2 separate regions of the Homo sapiens genome follow, and region 2 is linked to region 1. A link is a contact called in ENCODE Hi-C or POLR2A ChIA-PET data. All regions are on one chromosome and are shown on one strand. The core of a region is the stretch at or near the end of the contact, and the rest is flanking DNA. Distances in the headings are between cores, read along the strand shown. Region 1 has its middle 22 kb from the start of SRGN. Region 2 overlaps LRRC20 (leucine rich repeat containing 20).

What was found. A loop is a pair of places that touch in the nucleus more often than their neighbours do. ChIA-PET counts read pairs that join two places held with the same protein, here RNA polymerase II (POLR2A). Pooled maps may share reads with other maps.
Region 2: a pooled map shows a loop between it and region 1 (2.4-fold over the local background). The contact joins two enhancer-like sites. A Hi-C loop is called at or near these places in 2 of 50 pooled maps. POLR2A ChIA-PET finds 5 or more read pairs at or near these places in 2 of 52 experiments (GM12878 and Panc1).

Annotation. Positions count from the first base shown.
Region 1 is chr10:69,063,566-69,068,360 of GRCh38, forward strand. No RefSeq gene overlaps it. Among named protein-coding and RNA genes, the nearest start is that of SRGN, 22 kb to the right of the region's middle. RefSeq lists enhancers at 1,868-2,007, 2,508-2,707, 4,060-4,229 and a cis regulatory region at 4,145. Within about 2 kb of position 2,331, at least 12 of the 41 ENCODE cell types and tissues checked have a DNase peak (open chromatin) inside an H3K27ac peak, as active enhancers do; they include GM12878, where a contact is called at or near this core.
Region 2 is chr10:70,353,379-70,358,173 of GRCh38, forward strand. All of the region lies in intron 2 of LRRC20 (leucine rich repeat containing 20), which reads right to left. Among named protein-coding and RNA genes, the nearest start is that of LRRC20, 27 kb to the right of the region's middle. RefSeq lists enhancers at 1,968-2,067, 2,288-2,497. Within about 2 kb of position 2,198, at least 7 of the 41 ENCODE cell types and tissues checked have a DNase peak (open chromatin) inside an H3K27ac peak, as active enhancers do; they include GM12878, where a contact is called at or near this core.

The DNA.
Region 1 (4,795 bases), core at 1,081-3,580:
TGGAGTGATGAGAATGTTCTGGAATTAGATAGTGATGATGGTTATGAATATACTAAAAACCACTTAGTTGGAGACAGAACTGGGTTCAATCCTGGCTGCCCCCCGGCTTGGTGTATGAGCTGGGGCAAGTTACTCCATTTTGGGATCCTCAGTTTCCTTATCTGTAGGAAGAGACCCTGATCCATTTTGATCCTCATCACCCTATTCACTCCTTCTCCTATGTCCTTGGTGACAAGCCTGGGAGGAAAGAATGTCCTCTGTTGCACTGGATTGCCCTGAGGGCAGTGGATGCCCCTGACTGCTCTGGATTAGACAGGGCACTTTTCCTTTATGTTGCAGCCGCCTACCTTGCAGACCTAATTCAAGGGGTATGAGGCTTATCCTGGAATATTGTCTATTTTGTCCCCAAAATTCCTCAAGCGATTCCAGCATGCACCCAAGTTTGTGAACCACTAACTTCAGCTAACATGCACCAGAATCACAGGAAGGCATTTGTTAAAACACCAATCATTGGTTCCACCTCCAGAGTTTCTGGCTCTGCACACTTGGGCAGGGTGGAGCCTGGACATCTGCATTTCTAACAAGTTCCCAGGTGACACTTATGATGCTGTTCTGGCCCACAGTGAGCCCAAACTACAGCCATGGAGATCAGCCTCAGCTAGACAATAGACTCACCTGGACAGTAGACTCACCTGGGAGCTCTTGCAAACACACAGGCTGCACCAATTAAATCAGAATCTTTGAGGCAAGTCCAGGCCTCAGGACTTCCCCCTCAACATTGCATTATGAAAATGTTCAGCCCGGCACGGTGGCTCACGCCTGTAATCCCAGCACTTTGGGAGGCTGAGACAGGCAGTTCATCTGAGGTCGGGATTTCGAGACCAGCCTGGGCAACAAGTTGAAACCCCATCTGTACTAAAAATACAAAAATTAGCCAGGTGTGGTGGAACGTGCCTGTAATCCCAGCTACTCGGGAGGCTGAGGCAGGAGAATCGCTTGAACCTGGGAGGTAGAGGTTGCAGTGAGCCGACATTGCGCCACTGCACTCCATCCTAGGTGACAGAGTGAGATCCTGTCTCAGAAATAAATAAATAAACAAAAATAAAATAAAATGTTTAAACACACAGCAAAATGGAAAGAATCCTACAGTGAGCAGCTGTGTATCTACCACCTAGATTCTATCTTGGACATGTGACTATGCTTTGTCACACATCAATCCCAACACTCATTCCTCTAACATCAGGATTTCTTAAAGCCTCAATTCCCCAATATTCAGCCACGTTTGAGAACCAAGAGCTAGAGTTTCTGGGCTCCTGCTCTGTAAAGCTCTTTCTGGCTATGATCTGGGGTTCTCTGTGATGCCCTCCCCATCCCTAAGGGTTTGTTGAACAAGAATACATGCATTTATTGAGCACCTACTGAGTACCATTGAGGCTCCCCTTTCCTTGAGCTGACTCTAGTGGTAGATTTCTTCTTCCGAAATGTTTTAAAGCCAGGAAAATTCAGACTAAGGAGCCCCGTGTACTCAGTGTGAGGTCCTCTACTGGTGGGGAGGGTCTTGCTGTGCCACCACCACCAAGACCTGACGATCTGGAGGTGACTTGTCCCAGACCTCCTATCTAACAAAAGACTGGGAAGAAATGAAGCTTCTGGAGAGGGATCCCTATTCGCTCATTCCAGGGTACTCTCCAAGCTGTCATTGTGGGTTCTGTATCCTGCCCTCAGAGCTCAAGGCTTTATAGGGTCAAGCAAACTGCTCTTCGGAGTACAGTGTGATTCTATGTGATAAATGCTCTGCCAAATCAACCAAGGTTTGCAAAGCACTGGACGTACACTTTGGAGGGGAAAATAATACAGGGCTCTGCTGTGTGGAAGCTTCCAGAAGAGCGAACCTGACCAAGAACCATCCCTCCCTCCCCACACCATGGGTGTACAGCTGGCCCTCTGGGGCCTTGGAGTATAGAGGAAGAGGGAGAACCCACAGACATGCATAAGCTTGCTCTAGGCTGCCCGGGTTTCCAGCTGGGCACCTTTGGTTTTTCTTCCACTTCAGCTTCTGGCAGCTGGGGTTGGGGTAAGGGACCAGAGAGCTGCATTTATGTAGGAGACAGTCTTGGTGGGGTGGAGTAAATGAATGTGTGCTCTTGTTTTTGTTTCTAGGGAAACAGTGGAAAAGTTGCTAAATGTGGAAACCCAAGCTGTGGGTCTCTTTCTGGGGTTTCTTTCTCATCCTCTGTGTGGAGTGGCAAGTGGAGAGGAGAAAGTTTCAGAGGGAAGCCAACCCACGCAGTAATTCCCCCAGGGACACAGGCTGAACTTGCAATCCCAGCGGGCAGGAGGCGGGTTCGGGATTTCCTGGCTGGTCAGTAGGGTTAGAGGGTTCATTCTGAAATAAAGGGGGTTTTCCCTCCATCACCAATGAGATCAGAAGAGCTACCGTTTGGAAATACAACCCTGTGTGGAGGTAGTTTCAGCTCTGCTGGTGACTAAAGCTTGGGAGTGGGGACTTCCTCAAACACTTTTCTTCAGTCACTTTGAAAATGTCTGACTCTTCTGGCTCCCTCAGACTGGAGTCTGTTTTGCTGGGGCTTTTAGTGTGACTCATTTTGTATGTCTTCCAAGGTGTCTTCACATTTAACAAAAATGGTTTGCTGGTTTCTTGTGTCTTTAAGGCCCAAGGACCTTAAGCTCTGTGAGGACCATGGCTGCCTGGTGACTCGCTGGGCCTCCAGTGACCTCAGCACAGGACCTGGACAGACTGTGTTCTCCACATACATGGCTTGTTCCACAAACACTGCAGTTTTCCACAACACCAACCAACCCACCAAACAAACAACCCAAATCACGCCAGTCCTGTCATGGGGAATGGTTTTGTCATTTTAGCACATGAACCAGAATGGCAGGAGCCAGGAGAGAAAAGCATGTAGCTCTTCCAAAAAAGCTAATAAGGAAGATTAGGCAGGAAGATACAAAAATATAAATGGTAGAAAAATACAATCTGGTAAGCATGTTGTGATTGCTACTACTCTAAAACATGATGTAGTTAAAAACTGGGCCAGGCATGGTGGCTCACACCTGTAATCTTAGTGCTTTGGGAGGCTGAGACAGGAGGATTGCTTGAGCTCAGGAGTTGGAGGTTACAGTGAGCTATGATTGAGCCACTGCACTCCAGCCTGGGTGACAGAGTGAGACCCTATCTCTAAAAATCCAAAACAAACAAACAAAACTGGCCGGGCTCAGTGGCTCATGCCTGTAATGCCAGCACTTTGGGAGGCCGAGGCAGACAAATCACCTGAGGTCAGGAGTTCGAGACCAGCCTGGCCAACACGGTGAAACCCTGTCTTTATTAAAAAAGTATAAAAATTAGCCGGGCATGGTGGCACGTGCCTGTAATCCCAGCTACTCAGGAGGCTGAGGCAGGAGAATCACTTGAACCTCCCGGGAGGCAGAGGTTGCAGTAAGCTGAGACTGCGCGCCATTGCACTCCAGACTGAGTGACAAGATCAAAACTCTGTCTCAAAAAAAAAAAAAAAAAAAAAAAAAAAAAAAAGAAAAGAAGAAAACCTGGAAGGCAAAGGCAAATGGAAATGATTGTGTTAGTGAGATTACGGGCAGCGACCGTTAAAGGTTTTTCTTAAATTCTAAATGTTACACCATTATTGCAATATAAAAACCAAACCTTTGTGGCTATACTTCATGATGGACACAGCCAGGGCTTGCATGGCAGAAGTCCTTTGGTGTCCTGGCTAGATGAAACTACTTGAGGAATGGGTCCACTTTTTTCATGCATCTCCCCATGGCCTCACACCTAGTAGGACCACACCTAGCACATAATAGGTGCTCAGTAAATACTCATTGAATTAGTGGTTCAGTGTGCAGATTATGCCAAAGGGTGACATCTTTTTGGAGGTACCCAGGGGCATTCTTTTCGGTGAGGGGACACAACAAACGATTATTACTGTACTTGAGAGGTGCTTAGGGGACAAGTTTTCTCTCGTTGCTCAGGCTGGAGTGCAGTGGTGTGAACATGACTCACTGCAGTCTCAACCTCCTGGGCTCAAGCGATCCTTCCACCTCATCCTCCCAAGAAGCTGGGACTACAGGTGTGCACCACCATACCCAGCTAATTTTTAAAGATTTTTGTAGTGACGGGGTCTCTCCATGTTGCCCAGGCTGATCTTGAACTCCTGGGCTTAAGCAATCTTCCCAGCTTGGTCTCCTAAAGTACTGGGATTATAGGCATGAGCCACCTTGCCAGGCCTCCAGAGGCATTTTGATTGGAAGAGAAGACTTGGGAAAAGAAATTGTATCTGACCTGAAAACCACCATCCAAAGGAAAATAAGTCTTGTCAACTCTCATCTTGATTGCATATAAGTTGGTTCTCTTCAATTAATGTGATTTAGTAAATGTATTATCAAATTACTTATCTGTTTATTTGAACTCCTAAGCTTTTCCGCATGTAAATAAAATCACAAAAGAGGAGGAAATACCCCTTGTTAGATGTGGGACCTCATTCTGAGTCCAGAGTCCAAGGAAGGTGATGAAGCCTTGCTCTCAGGGAGGAGCGGCTGCCTAACTCATGTCTCCTTGTGGCTCAGGACCCAGAATCGGTCACCACAGGATGGCCTCCCTCTTGCTTCCAATGCAGGCATCTGTGGAGCTGAGCAGCAAGGTGTTTGCTGCCAGCTCTCCCTTCCTGGGGTCTTGGTGCCTGGGTCCACAACTAGGCCAGCCTCACCAGCACCTTTGTCAGGACATGGGTGGACTTGGCTTGGCGGGGAGGAGCAAGTGGGA
Region 2 (4,795 bases), core at 948-3,447, 1.3 Mb after region 1:
CCACAACATCACAACATCCCCATGAGACAGGCACTATTTTGTATTTTTTATTTTTTTGAGACAGAGTCTCACTCTGTCACCCAGGCTGGAGTGCAGTGGTGTAATCTCGGCTCACTGCAACCTCCGCCTCCTGGGTTCAAGTGAGTCTCCTGCCTCAGCCTCCTGAGTAGCTGGGACTACAGGCATGCACCACCACGCCCAACTAATTTTTGTATTTTTAGTAGAGAAGGGGTTTCACCATGTTGGCCAGGCTGGTCTCGAACTCCTGACCTCAGATGATCCATGAGATGGGCACTATTATTACTATTCCTGTTGTACAGAGGAGGAATCAAGACACAGAGCCAGGAGTCTTGGTTAGTAAGCTGCTGAGCTTAAGGGTTTGCTCCTAACCACCATGCTACACTGCCTCCCTAGAATATGTAACCCGCATTCAGGACAGCCTGCCATGCTGAAACAGATTGGGAGGTGGTGGGTTTCCAATGAGCAGATAGATCTTCCATGATTTACAATGGGTTCCCTGGGAACACTAGTATATTGCAGTTCCCATGGAACTATATAAAAGGGGACTTAGAGTTGAAAGAGCTGGTGAAAGAGTCATCAGGGTATCAACAGCCTGGATTTGTCACTTACTGTCTGTGGGACCTTGGGTCCTTATGCCCTTAGTTTTCAAATCTTGGTAAATTGCAACTGATCATCTCCAAGGCCCCTTGCAGCTGCCACTGTGGATTCTAGGACTTGGCCACAACCAGGAGCCACCTTGGGAGCTCTATAGACTCTTGATGCCTAAGTCTCTCTCCCAGAGAGTCTGATTTAATTAGTGGGGGCTGGGGCTTGGGAATGGAAGGGAGGGTAAAAGCTCCCTGGGTGACTCTAACGTGCAGCCAGGTGAACTCTGCACCATACCATCACCTCTCAAACTAAAGTGTGACACCTGGGGACACTGCCAACGTGCAGATTCTGATGCCACATGTCTAGGTGGGGCGTAAGAGTCTGCATTTCCACCCAGCAGGTCCAAGGACCACACTAAGTAGCAAGGGCTACTCCAGTGCAGTGGTTCTCCAAGGGCATCAGCATCACCCACAGCATTAGCATCACCCCAGAACTTGTCAGAAAGGCACATTCTCAGGCACCACCCCAGTCCCACAGAATCAGAAACTCTGGGGGTAAGGCCCAGGCATCTGTGTTTTAGCTGAAGCATCACTGGCCTAGAGGGGCCAGGCCTCCTCCTGATGTAGCTGCTTCCTGTATTGATGATGATAATGGGGTGGTAATGACAGTAACTGAGTGCTGGCTGCTCCTGCCTGCCTAAGGGCATGAGGTTTACACGCTCATGGAAATTTTTTGTGCCCTGGGTTCCTCCTGCTTCCCCTCTGAGCAGACTATTTCAGGACAGAGCAGCAGAGACAGAGTCTCTTCACTCTCTTCTCTCGCTTTGTTCATGCTTCTGGTACTCAGAGGCACACGTGACCCTCGGTGTGGAGGCCGCCCTGGGCTGTAACTCAGGAGGCCTAATTCTTATCCCAGCCCCTCCACTATCAGCCAGGGGGAGCTCAGAGACACTACTTCTTCATGGGCCTTGTCCCCTCATCTGTAAAATGAGGGTTTGGACTAGATGATTTGGGGTCTCAACCAGACCAGACATCCTCTGACTCCATGATTCTACTAAACAAAGGCTCTTCAGACAGCCCTCTGTCAAACAGGAGCCCCCCATGACTTGAGCTGCCAGTCTCTGAAATGTCACTCAATTTCCAAAGTAGGGACACACAGGATGCAGACAGCGAGCAAAACAACTGCTCATCAAGGGATCGTGCCGTGCATCACTGGGCACAATTAGGCATCACTTTAACAAAGCTGTTTGTTGTAGTGCTTACAGAGCTGGCTGGCTCTAAAAGGCTTAAGACAAAAAGCAGCCGGACTTGCTCCCTCTTGACAAATCCCCTCCCCCAGGGACAACCACTTTCAGGTCTTTGGGGGTGTTTTACTCCCGATCTCTAGAGCAATGTTTCTGAGCCTGTTTCCTGTCTCATGCCCCTTATAGAGAAAAGGGCATGGGAGGAAGAGCTCACCGAGGACCACATACGTCCAGAAAGTCCCACCGCAATAGCACACACAGCTACTGGGCCCGGGAGGGTTGTCGGGAAGAGAAGGGCAGAAAGGCACTTCGGGAAGGCGCGTCTTCTGAGACGTGGGGAAACCACTCAACTTGAAAGTGCCAGTGGGTTTAGGGGGATTTTTTTCTTTCACTTCCTATTTCATGGACTTGTATATTGTGCAAGAGTTTTACAAGCACTTAATGACTTCTTACAAATATCTCCAGTTTAAAGAAAGGAACATCCCCAACATGCAGTGACCCTTGGGGTATGTTTTTCCTCAAACGCCCAAAAACCTGGATCAGTGGAGATGGGTGTTGATGGGGACATAGGGAACAGAGCTAAAGTCCTGCCAGGGCAAAGCTCACGGGAGCTGCTGGGGAGAGCAGCCGCACGCTCAGAGGGCTGTGTGGACACCCCTCTGACAAACGCACACACGAATCCTGCATCTCAGAGGTGCCTTCTCACGTCCTGCTGCAGAAGCCCCTGCCTCTCTAGGAAATAATGTGCTACAGAGAGTTGGCCTCAGAGAAGAAAGCTGAGCATGAGGCCCTCCAGCCAGTGGCTATCATACTCAGTCAGAATAACTTCTAACCACACAAGAGACCTAGAAAGCAATATCTTCTTCTCAGAATCCAAATTGAATCCTTTCTTGGGCCAACTCTTTCTTGCTGTGGGACCTCAGGCAAGTTACTTAACTCCAATCTCAGTTTCTTCTTCAGTAAAGTGAGGACAAGAGCTCTTTCAAAAACCTGTATGCAATCTGGGCATGGTGGCTCACGCCCGTAACCCAAGCACTTTGGGAGGCCAAGGTGGGAGGATCACTTAAGTTCAAGAGTTCAAGACCATCCTGGGCAACACAGTAAAACCCTGGTTCTATAAAAAATACAAAAAGTAGCTGGGTGTGGTAGTGCATGCCTGTAGTCCCAGCTAGCTACTTGGGAGGCTGTGGTGGGAGGATCGCTTGAGCTTGGGAGGCAGAGGTTGCAGTGAGCCAAGATCATGCCACTGCACCCCAGCCTGGGCAACAGAGCCAGACCTTTTGAGACTTTGTCTCAAAAAAATAAAAACAAATAAATAAAGTTTTAAAACCTGTATGTAGTGCTGGGCAGAGTAGCTCACACCTGTAATCCCAGCACTTTGGGAGGCCGAGGCGGGCAGATCACGAGGTTAGGAGTTTGAGACCAGCCTGGCCAATATGGTGAAACCCCGTCTCTACTAAAAATACAAAAATTAGCAGGGTGTGGTGGCAGGTGCCTGTAGTCACAGCTACTCAGGAGGCTGAGGCAGAAGAATTGCTTGAACCCAGGAGGCGGAGGTTGCAGTGAGCCAAGATCGCGCCACTGCACTCCAGCCTGGGCAACAGAATGAGACTCCACCTCAAAACAAAACAAAACAAAAAACAAAGCAAAACAAAAAAAAACACCTGTATATAAATGTTCACAGCAGCATTTTCACAATAGTTGAAAAGTGGAGACAATCCAAATGTCCATCAGCTGATGAACAGATAAAGGACATGTCATATATCCATTCAATGGAATATTATTCAGCCATAAAAAGGAATGAAATCCTGACATGGGCTGCAACATGAATGAACCTTGAAAACATTTTGCTATGTGAAGGAAGCCAGTCACAAAAGGACAAATGTTGCATGATTCCATTTACATAAAATGTCCAGAAGAGGCAATCTATAGAGACAGAAAGTAGACTGGTAATGGCCTGGGGCTGGGCGGAGATCAGGAAATGGGAAAGGACTCCGCATGGTACAGGGTTTCTTTTTTGGGTGATGAAAATGGCTTAGAATTAGACAGCAGTGATGGTTATACAATCTTGTGAATATACAAATAAATACTGCATTGTATATTTTAAAATGTAAACGTTACAGTATTTGAATATACCTCAAAAAGAAATGAGGACAACAGGATCCAACGAACAGGTGGTTCTGAGCATGAAATAAAACGTCTGCAAGGCTCTTAGCACAGTGCCTGGCAGGTAGTTTGTGCTCAGTAAGTAAGAGATGCTGCTATGAGGATGCAAAAGTATTACTTTTATTTGAGAATCTGACAAAGATGTGCTTCAGCTCTGTCATCCCTGGAGGAGAGAAATGACCTCTGGATTGCATTTATTCTCACAAGCCCTGGACGAGGAGACAACCGCATGTGCTATCATGGGCTCTGGGACTTTCCAAAAAAAACCCTCCTTCCTGGCAAGCCAGTAAGGAGAAAAGAAGCCCATATTCAATTAAAATCAAAAGTAAATCCCACACAGAATACAATCAAATGACACACAGTCAACAATTTGAGACATTAAATTATTTTGATTTCACTGATGACTCATCACAAACGTATACATACAAAAGGGAATAGAAACAGCAGCCAGGATGACACTAACAGTATGGCCACTAATGGCTCTAAAGGGACCACAGCTGGTCCGAGTGGAGGAGGCCACGTGGCCAAGCCAGACCTTGGAGAGGCTTGGGCAGGCCCTGAGGTCTTCCTGCAAGGAAAGCATCAATCAGTCCCTTTTTGCAGAGAAGGAAACAAAAGCCCAGAGAAGTTAAGAACTTGCTCAAAGCCACACACTAAGTAGGCAAAGGGTAGAGTTTGACATCTTCTTGAGAACATCGCCCTACAGAGAAAGTCCAGAAACCCGGATCTGCTGCTGCCTTTAACCCAGTGTCTTTGGGCAAGTCACTTATGGGGCCT